Regions from separate parts of the Mus musculus genome. Here region 1 is linked to region 2. Evidence: chromatin loops called from intact Hi-C (ENCODE). Cell type or tissue: heart. All regions are shown on one strand. Links, peaks and the distances in the headings refer to the core of each region. The heading gives the core; the rest is flanking DNA.

Region 1 (5,378 bases), core at 228-5,227, 58 kb before region 2:
AAAATAAAAAAAAGTAGCCTCATAGCTTTATTGAATAGACTAGAATCAATGACCATGGCTACTCAGAGGCCCCACTCTCAGCTGTGTAAAAAATACAACTTGCCTTATTTCTCTGTAACTCTCTTTAATTTCTACATTGAATTCCAATTTGGCTTAGTTATGGAGATATAATCTTAGTTAAATAGGAGGATGTCCTCATCTAAACCCTAGGGACAGGGACGACATAAGATGCTATCACCTCCCACCTTGTCTGGTAGCTGTCTTGCTGTCCCACCCAGGGTGACTGGACCATGGAGCAGGTGGTGAGAGGGGCGGCATCCTTCCCAAAGATGCTTCTCTGGCCCTTCTTCTTCTGTGATTTGAAGAGTCTGGCCTGGAGCAAAAGGCTTCCAGCTTCTCATCTAATCTTTTACATCTTTGGTTTATGACCACACAACCTGGGATTTGGGACTCAATAGCTAAAAATATGCCTCCTTTGGTAGCTGGATTTTGTTGGTTTTCTTTTCTTTCGTGTTTAACAGAGGCCTCATTGACTAATGGAGGAAAAACCACAAGAAATACCAGAGAAAACATATGGATATATGTCTCCTAAGAGAAGGCTCACTTCTCTGCACAGAAAAACTCTGTGGAGATGACTAGAAAGTAGCCATTGCACTCCAGGGTGGCCAGTCTTTACACAAGAATTCAAAGCCAAACCCACATTTCCTGGCATTGCTTCTCCTTTCTATGCCTCAGGTTCCTCATCTAGAGAACAGGATGGGGTAATATATGTGTTCCATAAGGTCATATGTGTATAAAGTTGTCGATGAACTAATTATATAATTATTATCAGCATTGCAGCACACTTCTGGCCCTTAAAGCCATCATCACCTTAAAGACACTGGTGACTGTGATTTCATTAGCATGACACACAGAAGATCACAGACAGAGAAGGTGAACATGTCACATCCAGGGTTCCCAGGGCAAAGCAAAAGTGACTGGTCTGAAGTGTGAGAAAAAGCCAAATTTCCTAGAGATGGTGGCTTCTGGTCCCACCTGAATCAGATTACAGAAATGGCACGGGGAATCTTAAGAAGGACTCAGCCAACCCCAGTAAGTGAAGTGTGAGGTGGTGGCTGTAGCCACAAGTGGGAGACGGGTGAAAGCTTCCAGTCCACACATACTGCAGGGCTGGAGATGGAGGGGCAGGATGAGCAGAAAGGACGAGCAAGGCCAGCAACCAGTGTAGGACCGAATCATTGGAGCAGGCAACACAGGTGAAGCCTATCCTGAGATGGGATGCCAGTTTGAACATTTGCTAGGGGAGGAGCCACCTCTGGGAGCAGAGACAGAAAGGGAATATTGGGGGAGGGAGACTAGCTCACTAATCCCACTGCTACACAAGTCTCATTCTGTGTCATGCTGGTGGGTGGACATGAGGGTGGGAATTTGAGGATTTGAGGCCTAGAGCCAGTGTCTTAGTCAGGGTTTCTATTCCTGCACAAACATCACAACCAAGAAGCAAATTGGGGAGGAAAGGGTTTATTCAGCTAAAACTTCCACGTTGCTGTTCATCACCAAAGGAAGTCAGGACTGGAACTCAAGCAGGTCAGGAAGCAGGGGCTGATGCAGAGGCCATGGAGGGATGTTACTTACTGGCTTGCTTCCCCTGGCTTGCTCAGCTTGCTCTCTTATAGAACCCAAGACTCCCAGCCCAGAGATGATACCACCCACAAGGCGCCTTTCTCCCTTGATCACTAATTGAGAAAATGCCCCACAGGTGGATCTCATGGAGGCCCTTCCCCAACTGAAGCTCCTTTCACTGTGATAAATCCAGCCTGTGTCAAGTTGACACACAAAACTGGCCAGTACAAGCCGCTCTGGTCTATACCATTCTCAAGCTGCAATCAGCTGGGATGAATGGGTCTGGTGAGGCAGGGAAAGGGATGTCACATACAGGAGACAGGAGTTCAGGACTACAGAGAAGTCAGTGACCAAGTCATCCCTCAACTCTCTGCAAGAGGCAGTGGCACTAAATAGGGACAGCTTCATGTGAGTCAAGTCACATGAAGGTGGGTATGGAGCCAGAGACACGTCACTGTGGGCTGCCTTTGCCATTTTCCAGATGTAAATCGGCTTGCTGACTCTTCCCAAGCACCAATTTCTTTGAGAAAGATGGAGACTATAAGAGAATATTCCTCATCTGATTATTTTGAAAATTAAAGTTAGTTGTTTATTAACTCATCATGGTCCACTCACCATTACAAAACACTGTGAGACCTTCATCGTTGCGACGGTGGGATCTTGGGGCTTTATGAGACTGGAGCTGCTAAGTGAGTGATGAACACCTAGACTATAGATCCCTCTCCACTTAGAAAAGTGGCTGTGTTTTTTGTTCTCATGTATACTTTTTGTTTTTAAACAAAATGAAATGTTCTATGCTTCTGGACGCTGATGACGGTAATGTTCTCAATTATCATTGGACCAGAGCTGAAGTATAGTTCAGAGGTGGAGTGTTCTCCACATGCAGTAACCTTGAACAAGGTGGGCCCAGTAACACATTAGTCAGAGTAGCTGAACTAGACCAAGGGTTGGGTGGTGGCGGTCAGGCTCTGGGGTGGGGCACAGCCAGTCTTGGTTGCACATTCATCTGGATTCATTAGTTCTTGAGTTAGAGAGTAATAGGTTTAGAGAGGATGGTTTGGTAACGGGAACAGAATGGTACCACTTTCTCATATGTGGATACCAAGCATCTCATTGATTGAACAGACTTAAGATTTATCCCTCATGTAACAGTGACACATGAGTTAGGATTTCAGAGTCTAGTTCACAGTCTTGGGGACCCTTGGAATCCATGCATCTACCCCGCGGGTTCTTCATCTTTTAATGTTCTGGAAACCCTTTTGTAGACAGAGGGAAAGAGATGGGTTTATACTCTAGAGACTCCTCTAGACAGGAGAGAAAGAAATGGGTTTGCATTTAAGAACCTCACAAAGATGTGAGAACTACTCTCCATTCAGGGGTTGCGCAGCAACAGCCCATCATCTGGGTTGGTTTGTTGGCCACAGTTGGCCTGCTGTTGGACCTTGTGGGTCTGTTCTGAAGAGAAACCCAACTTTCCTGTGATAAATCTTTTACTTTCTCAAAGTGGTCTAGCTCCCCCTCCGTAGCATCGACTATCTGCACGTGATAATATTTTTCATATTTATAACAGTTGTCAGGTTAAGTGTTTTTGTTAAATTTTATGTATGACATTACACAGAGTTCCTTTGCGGACAGTTTTTTTTCCTGAAGGTGGTAGATTCATTTCTTAGGCTGTGATAATGGAGTCTCACAAACTGGGTGGCTTCAAACAATCAGTGAATTTATTTGCTCGTGGTCTGGAGGCCAGAAGTCTGGAGTCAACATTGGCAGTGTTGATTCTTTCTGGAGGGCAGGTCTCTCATTGTACCTCCCATGCTTCTGGTGATGACCAGTTAAATCTCAGCACCCCTGACCGCGTGTGTCTCTGCGACTGTCTCCTTACTGAATTAAGGTTCATTCCAACAGCTTTGGCTTAATTTCATTGAACCTCAAAAGATCCAAGCAGTGTCACATTTGCAGATTCTGGGTTGGATTGTCAACATATCCTTTTGAGAAACACAACTAGGCTTGCATCAGGTAAGAAGCAATACATCTCAGTTACAGGCAATAAGAGCTGAGCTCCCTCCCATTTTGTAATGGTCCTGACTAAGATAAGGGCCCAGCAACTTAAGCTTATCCTTCATTGTAAGTTGCAGAGACTGCCGTGATTGCTGCTACCTTAAAGAATGTAGAGTTTTCCTTTGTATGATACTTTTTTTTTAAGGACATGGAACAATGCACTAGAAACTGCACATTCTGTACCCTCTTCTATTTTCAATTTATAAATGCTGCATTCAAAATACCGGAACAGTGTGGCTTGTGGTTACTAACAAAATTAAAAATAAAATGAAAAAATCTTCATAACATCCATGTCACCCTGAGAGGGAAGCACAGCCTGGTGCCCTGGACGAGAAATGGACACAGGGCTGCCTTCTCACGCCTTTCTGCAGGGGTTGGGATTGAAAATCACTACCAGCTGGGTAGAATTCTGATCTATTTTGAAACAGATGGCTGAGACCTTGAAGCCATCGCCGGGGCTCCATTCTATTTCCCCAACTTGACGAAAGCCTGTAGGGATTCAATTTGCTCAGTAAAGGAGCAAAATCTGGGGGCAAGGGGGTGCTATCTCCTCAACACCAACAGTAGAAAATCCTCTAATGCCCTAGAGTTTGAGCATGTGGGTTCCCCATGTTCCAGCTCTCTTGGGGGGTACTTCTCAGCACTTTGCACCTTGCATCTTTTCAAGGGTGTTCATATACCCTGCCAATGCTTGAATCTCATGTTCCCTGCTAACGGATATCCCCTTACTGTCTCTTCGCTCAGAGTCTTGGCCTTGGCCTCATTCTGAAGCGTAGAATCCAATGAAGAGGGTTACCTTGAGAGAATACAAGGAGCAGGAAATCCACCAGCCCAAATCCTACAGAACCAGGAGGGACACAGGCAGTCTGACACAGTGGATCCCCAAACTCCCTGGGTGGGACTTGTGACTCATAGCTGAGGACTCTGTTTTATTCACTAAAAAGCTGAGAACTTGCTAATATCCGGGAGATTTGGGGAATAACGGGACAGCAATGCTAAAAGCTCAGCAAAAAGCATCGTCTCCATTACCCTTTATCAGCAGAACTGTCGCTGGAAACTGCAGATAATGTCAGGAAAAGGCGTCAGGGATATCCTTGGCCTCCTCTGTGGCATAAGTGAACCTGGCTGATTGGGCTGATTGGGCCTGCTCTGAAGTCAGTCTCATTGGCTATGGAACTGGCAGCCTCAAACCCACTCCTAGCTTGAAGCCCCAGGCAGCAGTTTCAATCTTAGTCTTAGATGAGGAGGGAAATCTCAACTTGGATAAAGAACATGGGTTTGGTTAGATCTAGATCATGGCTTATTCCCATTTCCCCTGGATTAATTACCGTTAACGTGTGATGAAATGTAATAGCCACAGTGATTCACCAGAGGAATGGCTTATTGGCTCTTACAGCTCCAGAGGTATCCATAGGTGGGGAGATAAGGCCGTGGGTGGGAATGGAGACTTGAGCAGGAGTTGAAAGCTCACATCTTCTGCTCCAGGCACAAAGCAGAGAGAGCAAACTGGAGGTGGGTAAGGCCTTCTAGTTCTCGAAACTGGTCCCCGTGACAGACCTCAGCAAGGCCCACTAACTGACCTTCCCTGGAAAGCACCACGATCTATAGACCAAACCTTCAAATGTGGAGGCAATTTCTAAGAATATACATTTTGACTGACGGAAACAAAAAGTTTGTAAGGTCATTGCCTTAAAAGA
Region 2 (5,378 bases), core at 219-5,218:
TATCCAAAATGTGGTGATGTCCTCATAAACATGATGAGCATAAATATTAAGGAGACTGCTTACAGGTTTTTCTCCAAACTGAGCCTTAAAAATCCTTGAGATTGGGGTGGTGTACTGGCTGGTTTTGTGTGTCAACTTGACACACGCTGGAGTTATCACAGAGAAAGGAGCCTCCCTTGAGGATATACCGCCATGAGATCCAGCTGTAAGACATTTTCTCAATTAGTGATCAAGGGAGGAGGGCCTAGCCATTTCAGGTGGTGCCATCCCTGGGCCAGTACTCTTGAGTTCTATAATAAAGCAAGCTGAGCAAGCCGAGCAAGCCAGGGGAAGCAATCCAGTAAGTAGCACCCCTCCATGGCTTCTGCATTAGCTTCTGCTTCCAAGTTCCTGCCCTGTATGAGTTCCTGCCCTGACTTCCTTTGGTGATAAACAGCAACGTGGAAGTGTAAGCTGAATAAACCCTTTCCTCCCCAACCTGCTTCTTGCCCATGATGTTTTGTGCAGGAATAGAAACTTTGACTAAGACAAGTTGGTACCAGCTTAATGGGGTATTCCTGTGATAACCTGACCATGTTTTGGGGAGGACTGTGGAAGGACTTTGGAACTTTGGGCTAGAAGAGCCATTGGGTATTAAGAGCTCTGTGAGATGTTTTGTAGGAGTTTGGAAGATAATGTTGAGAACAGTGCAAATGATGGAGGCCTGACTTGTGAAATTTCATAGGGAAGATTAAAGACTCTTATCACGGCCGTTGCTGTTTTGATTATGAAAATTCTGTGGTTTTGGTTAGCTGAAGCTGAAGAATCAGCTGTGATTAACAAGATAACAGAACTACTAAAGCGAAACCTTTGCATTACGGGGACTATTGACACTGGTTAGCTAGAGCTAAGAAATTGCCAGTAACTAAGAAGAGACTAGCATTATTAAGGTGAAATCTTCTGGGAAGTGTTTTCTGAGAGCACAAAGAGGCTGTGTTCCAGAGATAGTCAAGGTTGTATCTTGTGCTATGGCTGGACTGGGTAATGTGTAAGAGTCAACCAGATGGTACTGGCTTTGAAGCCATAAAGGAGTCATGAAGAACAGCTGAGGCTTGACATTATGAGAAGCCATGGAAGGCCATTGGTGAAAGTGCAGCCTTACTTGCAATTGATGGCCCAGGACTGAAGGGGTCATGCAAAGGAGTTGAGGCTTGGCACCATGAAGAGAGCCAATGTATGAGAGGCTATTGTTGAAACCTAGTTGCAATGGAAGACAGTGTTTTGGAGATGCCGGTACCATGAGGTGATCACCAAGAACAGCAGCAGCAGTGGAGTACAGGCGGCTGGAGCCTAGAAGACAAGGTGTGTGCTACAAAGGGGCAGGGCTGGAGAAGTGACCCAAGCCCTTGGAGGAGGCCAGAAGATCATGAGTAGAACCCAGACATTGGACAGTAAGAATTTGATTTTGCTTTTGATTGTGACTGTGCCCTGATAGTTTTCCCTCTTGAAGTAAGTAAGAAAGTATTTTAGTGGAGCTCACAGTTAAGAGACTTGGAACTGTAAAAAGACTTTGAACTTCAAAAAAGATTGGATATTTTAAAGGGATTGAAATTTTAATATGTAAGCATTTGTAAAGACTGTGGGACTTTTAAAGTTATTTAGACCTTGAGGATGAATAAGAAAATAAGGGTTGAGGGTTAATAGTGATACGTTTGTATGTCAAGTTGACAAGGGGTCAATTGTACTGGCTGCTTTGGTGTGTCAACTTGATACAAGCTGGAGTTATCACACAGAAAGGAGGCTCCCTTGAGGATATACCTTCATGAGATCCAGCTGTAAGGCATTTTCTCAATTAGTGATCATGGTGGGAGGGTCTAGCCATTGTAGGTGGTGGCATCCCTGGGCTGGTAGTCCTGGGTTCTATAAGAAAGCAATCTGAGCAAGCCAGGTGAAACAATCCAGTAAGCAACAATCCTTCATGGCTTCTGTATCCACTCCTGCCTCCAAGTTCCTGCCCTGTGTGACTTCCTGTCCCGACTTCCTTTGGTGATGAACAGCAATGTGGAAGTGTAAGCTGAATAAACCCTTTCCTCCCCAACTTGCTTCTTGCCCATGATGTTTTGTACAGGAATAGAAACCCTGACTAAGACAGATGGTAAGATAGCTCAGTCAGTTAAGTGTCATTATGTAAGCATGAAGGCCCTGACTTGACCCCTGCACCACATAAAAATCTGGACGTGGTGATGTGTGGGTGTTTTTGTCAATCTAAGCATTAGGAAGACAGAGATGGGAGGATAGCCAGGGTTCACTCAAACACACACATTCGAATACACACACACACACAATCACTTTAAAGAGTAAAATTTTAATTTCAGCATATCTGAGTTTGAGTGTTAAATAGTCAAAGATCTGTGAAATGATCAAGCAAATCCCTCCACAGGACAATGCTGTGGTCTTGACATTTGTACGAACTGCAGTTCAAAACTTTTCATATTTGACTCCCTTGTTTGCACAGCACTGGACATGCTCAGTGCTTAGCAGCATGCAGGTGCAGTGTGGACCACACTGGACGGCAGGAATTCGTAGGGTTGTAAGGGTGGGCAGCAATAAATAAAAGTGTCAAGAAGACCCTGCGGAATGGAACTGGGGACAGAGCCTGCCAAGATATAGAGGAAGAAACTTCCAAAAAAAAAGAAAAAATTCTATAGGTGCCAACAGTCCAGGAAGTGGAGTTGCAAACAAAGATGTACATATGACCTTCAAAGGAGTGACCTTGAGGAGGACTCCTTTCTCAAGCCAGGGCCTCAAGGAATGTATGAGGGACACAAGGTTCCCAAAATATGCATTGCTGCCCCTTTCTGGTGCTCATTAGCACAAAACGAGATCCATCTCCTTTATGAGCAATAAGGGACAGGAGCTGAGCTCTCTAAGTGTGTATTCAGAATGTGGGTCCTTCTGGCTTTGCAATGACAACACTCAAGAGAAAGTGCAGAACAGGGTGAATTTCTGCCTACTCTGTGACAGCAGAGGGTGCTGCACCCTCCCCCCCACCCCCTCTAACAGGGTTCATGGTGGCCCTGTGCATTTAGCCTATCTCAATGTTATTTTCTGCTCGCAGTTTTCTGGACAGCTGACACCCTTGACAGTGATAAGAGAAGAGGGTTCCCAAATGGTGCTGTACAGTCCGCTCAGAGCCAAGCAAATACACGAGAGCCTGCCTTATCTCTCCTGTTTCTCAGGGGAAGTGACACAGGCATGAGAGCTGCTGAACAATGTCAACCAGGGACAGAGCATCTGGTGAGACCAAATGGCAGCTAGCTAGATGGCATCTTAAGTGGGCCCTATGCTCTGTGGCTTAAGAGGGACCTGAAATGCATGAAAGGAGATTGAGGGACAAATGGCCCTAACTCAATACATATGGAAGACCCCTTGTATCCACACCCTGCATAGTGTGGAAAGTGCCTACTGTGCGTGAGTATTGCTGAAATGAATGGGAAAAAAAATAGATGGGTAGAGATAAAACACAGAAACAGACCTGTTGGCTGGGATGACTAACTGAGATTTGTTTTTTATTTCTTGCATCAAAACTCCCTTTATTAATTTTTACTCATTAGAAGTTATGGGATAGAGGGCAAGCAAGATGGCCCAGGGAGTCAGAGCACTGACTGCCATAACTAATGAGCTGAATTTAATTCTCAGGACCCACAGAGTGGAGAACCAGCAAGTTGTCCTCTGACCTGCACCAGCATGTCACAGTGCGTGTGCATGGCTACACACAAATAAATACGAGTTGTGAAACAAACAGAGTTTATACTTTTTAAAGTTTCCCCCTATCTAGGCCTTAAGCTCGTCTGTTGTCTGGGTTTTCCCAAACAGGTCTTGACAGATTGACTGTGATGTGATATGCCTGGGCCCCTGATTCACCCAGTCCCCTGAACTGAATCTCTATAAAAACGAAGTTCAGCCATGAGAGAGAAAGAAATTCTTTCATTTGCAGCCATGGGATGAACCTGAGGACAGCAGTTTCGTGAAGTCATCCTGACCTGCTAAAATAAATTGTGCAATGTGCTCATGGCTACATGGGATCTAAAGATGGCAGATTCATCAAAACAGAAGGGATGGTGGAAGCAGGGCTAAGAGATTTGGAGAGATGTCTGTGAGAGGAGAGAGAAGAAAAAGTTCAAGAGATTCGTGGTACACAATACAGACAATGGCGCATTGTACCTAAGATTACTGAGTGTAGGCCCACAGTCCTCTCTCCACAGAAATCAGTGCATGCTGTGAGAGGAATTAAGCCATTGGACACATGCAAGTGTTTCAAAATACCATGTGTATAAATTCTGTCAACTAAAACATTCTATAAGAATGAGAGGGTGCCTTCCTTCTTCACCGGCTGTCCCAGAAACCTCACTCAGAAGTACTCTCCAAAGATACGTACTGAAGGAAGTTCCAAAGACAGCCTGAACTGCAAGGCAGGAGAACCCTTGCAGAGAAGAGGAGCTGCCTGTGTTAGGTTTTAAAAGGGAGACCCTGAAAATATTTTCAGAGTCACCTTAGAAAGAAACTGTAGGCAGGGCAGGAAGCTATTTTACAGTTCTTCAGCTGGCTCTAGATTTTTCAATTTAGGGGTGTGTGTGTGTGTGTGTGTGTGTGTGTGTATGTGTTCAAAACTGCCTATCCTCAGAGATTTAGATGACCCACCCAATTTGGTCTTTCGTTTGTTTGTCTGTTTTTTGTTTTTAATGTTTCAAGACAGAGTTTCTCTGTGTAGCCCTAGCTGTCCTGGAACTTATTCTATAGATCAGGCTGGCCTTGAACAAAACAAAAAACCAAAAACAAAAAAAACAAACAAAAAAAAAAATCTGCCTGTCTCTGCCTCCTGAGCACTAAGGATTAAAGGTGTATGCTGCCACTGCCTCTACCCTATATCTGACTTGAGATTTGTCAGTTCAGCCCTACCCTTCCCACTAACATTGAGTACCAGGGTCACCCAAAATCACAGCTGTTAGGGAGAGAGAGAGAGAGAGAGAGCACTGAGGTTGAGCTCTTCTGTCCTAAAGATGGGTCTCTTGACGTTCTAGTCACACTACATCTCCTGGCCATCCAGATCCCACATCTATGATGTTCTCAGGGAGAAAGCAGAACCAGTTACATCTTTTCCTTCAGGTAGAAGGTTTTTGGTGTGTCCAGTGCTGAGCTCTCTACCCATCAGCCCTGACTAAGGAATGGGGCTACCTCCAGAAGCCAGCGTTCTGCCCCAGCTTGAAAGAGCACAGCCGGTAGGATAAAAGGAACAACTCCATTTGGGAGGGGCCTTGAACCCCATCTCTACCTCTCTAACAACAGCACATCTCCCATGAGTGAAGCTCATACTAGTAGCCAATGCGTGTTGACTGGTC

Evidence for each region. A loop is a pair of places that touch in the nucleus more often than their neighbours do. Peaks named below come from ENCODE experiments on the same cell type or tissue, not always from the same donor. Only the 100,000 strongest peaks of a DNase experiment are listed, where the experiment ranks them.
Region 1: it touches region 2 in a loop (2.0-fold over the local background); 3 of 42 quality-filtered maps call a loop at or near these places.

The regions. Positions count from the first base shown.
Region 1 is chr11:65,360,050-65,365,427 of GRCm38, reverse strand. No RefSeq gene overlaps it. Among named protein-coding and RNA genes, the nearest start is that of Gm12295, 75 kb to the right of the region's middle. In heart, for the core only: no CTCF peak of the experiment used is centred there; no DNase peak of the experiment used is centred there; H3K27ac peaks cover 3,719 bases.
Region 2 is chr11:65,301,779-65,307,156 of GRCm38, reverse strand. No RefSeq gene overlaps it. Among named protein-coding and RNA genes, the nearest start is that of Gm12295, 17 kb to the right of the region's middle. In heart, for the core only: a CTCF peak has its summit at 2,983 (motif pointing right); a DNase peak (open chromatin) is centred at 3,166; H3K27ac peaks cover 2,546 bases.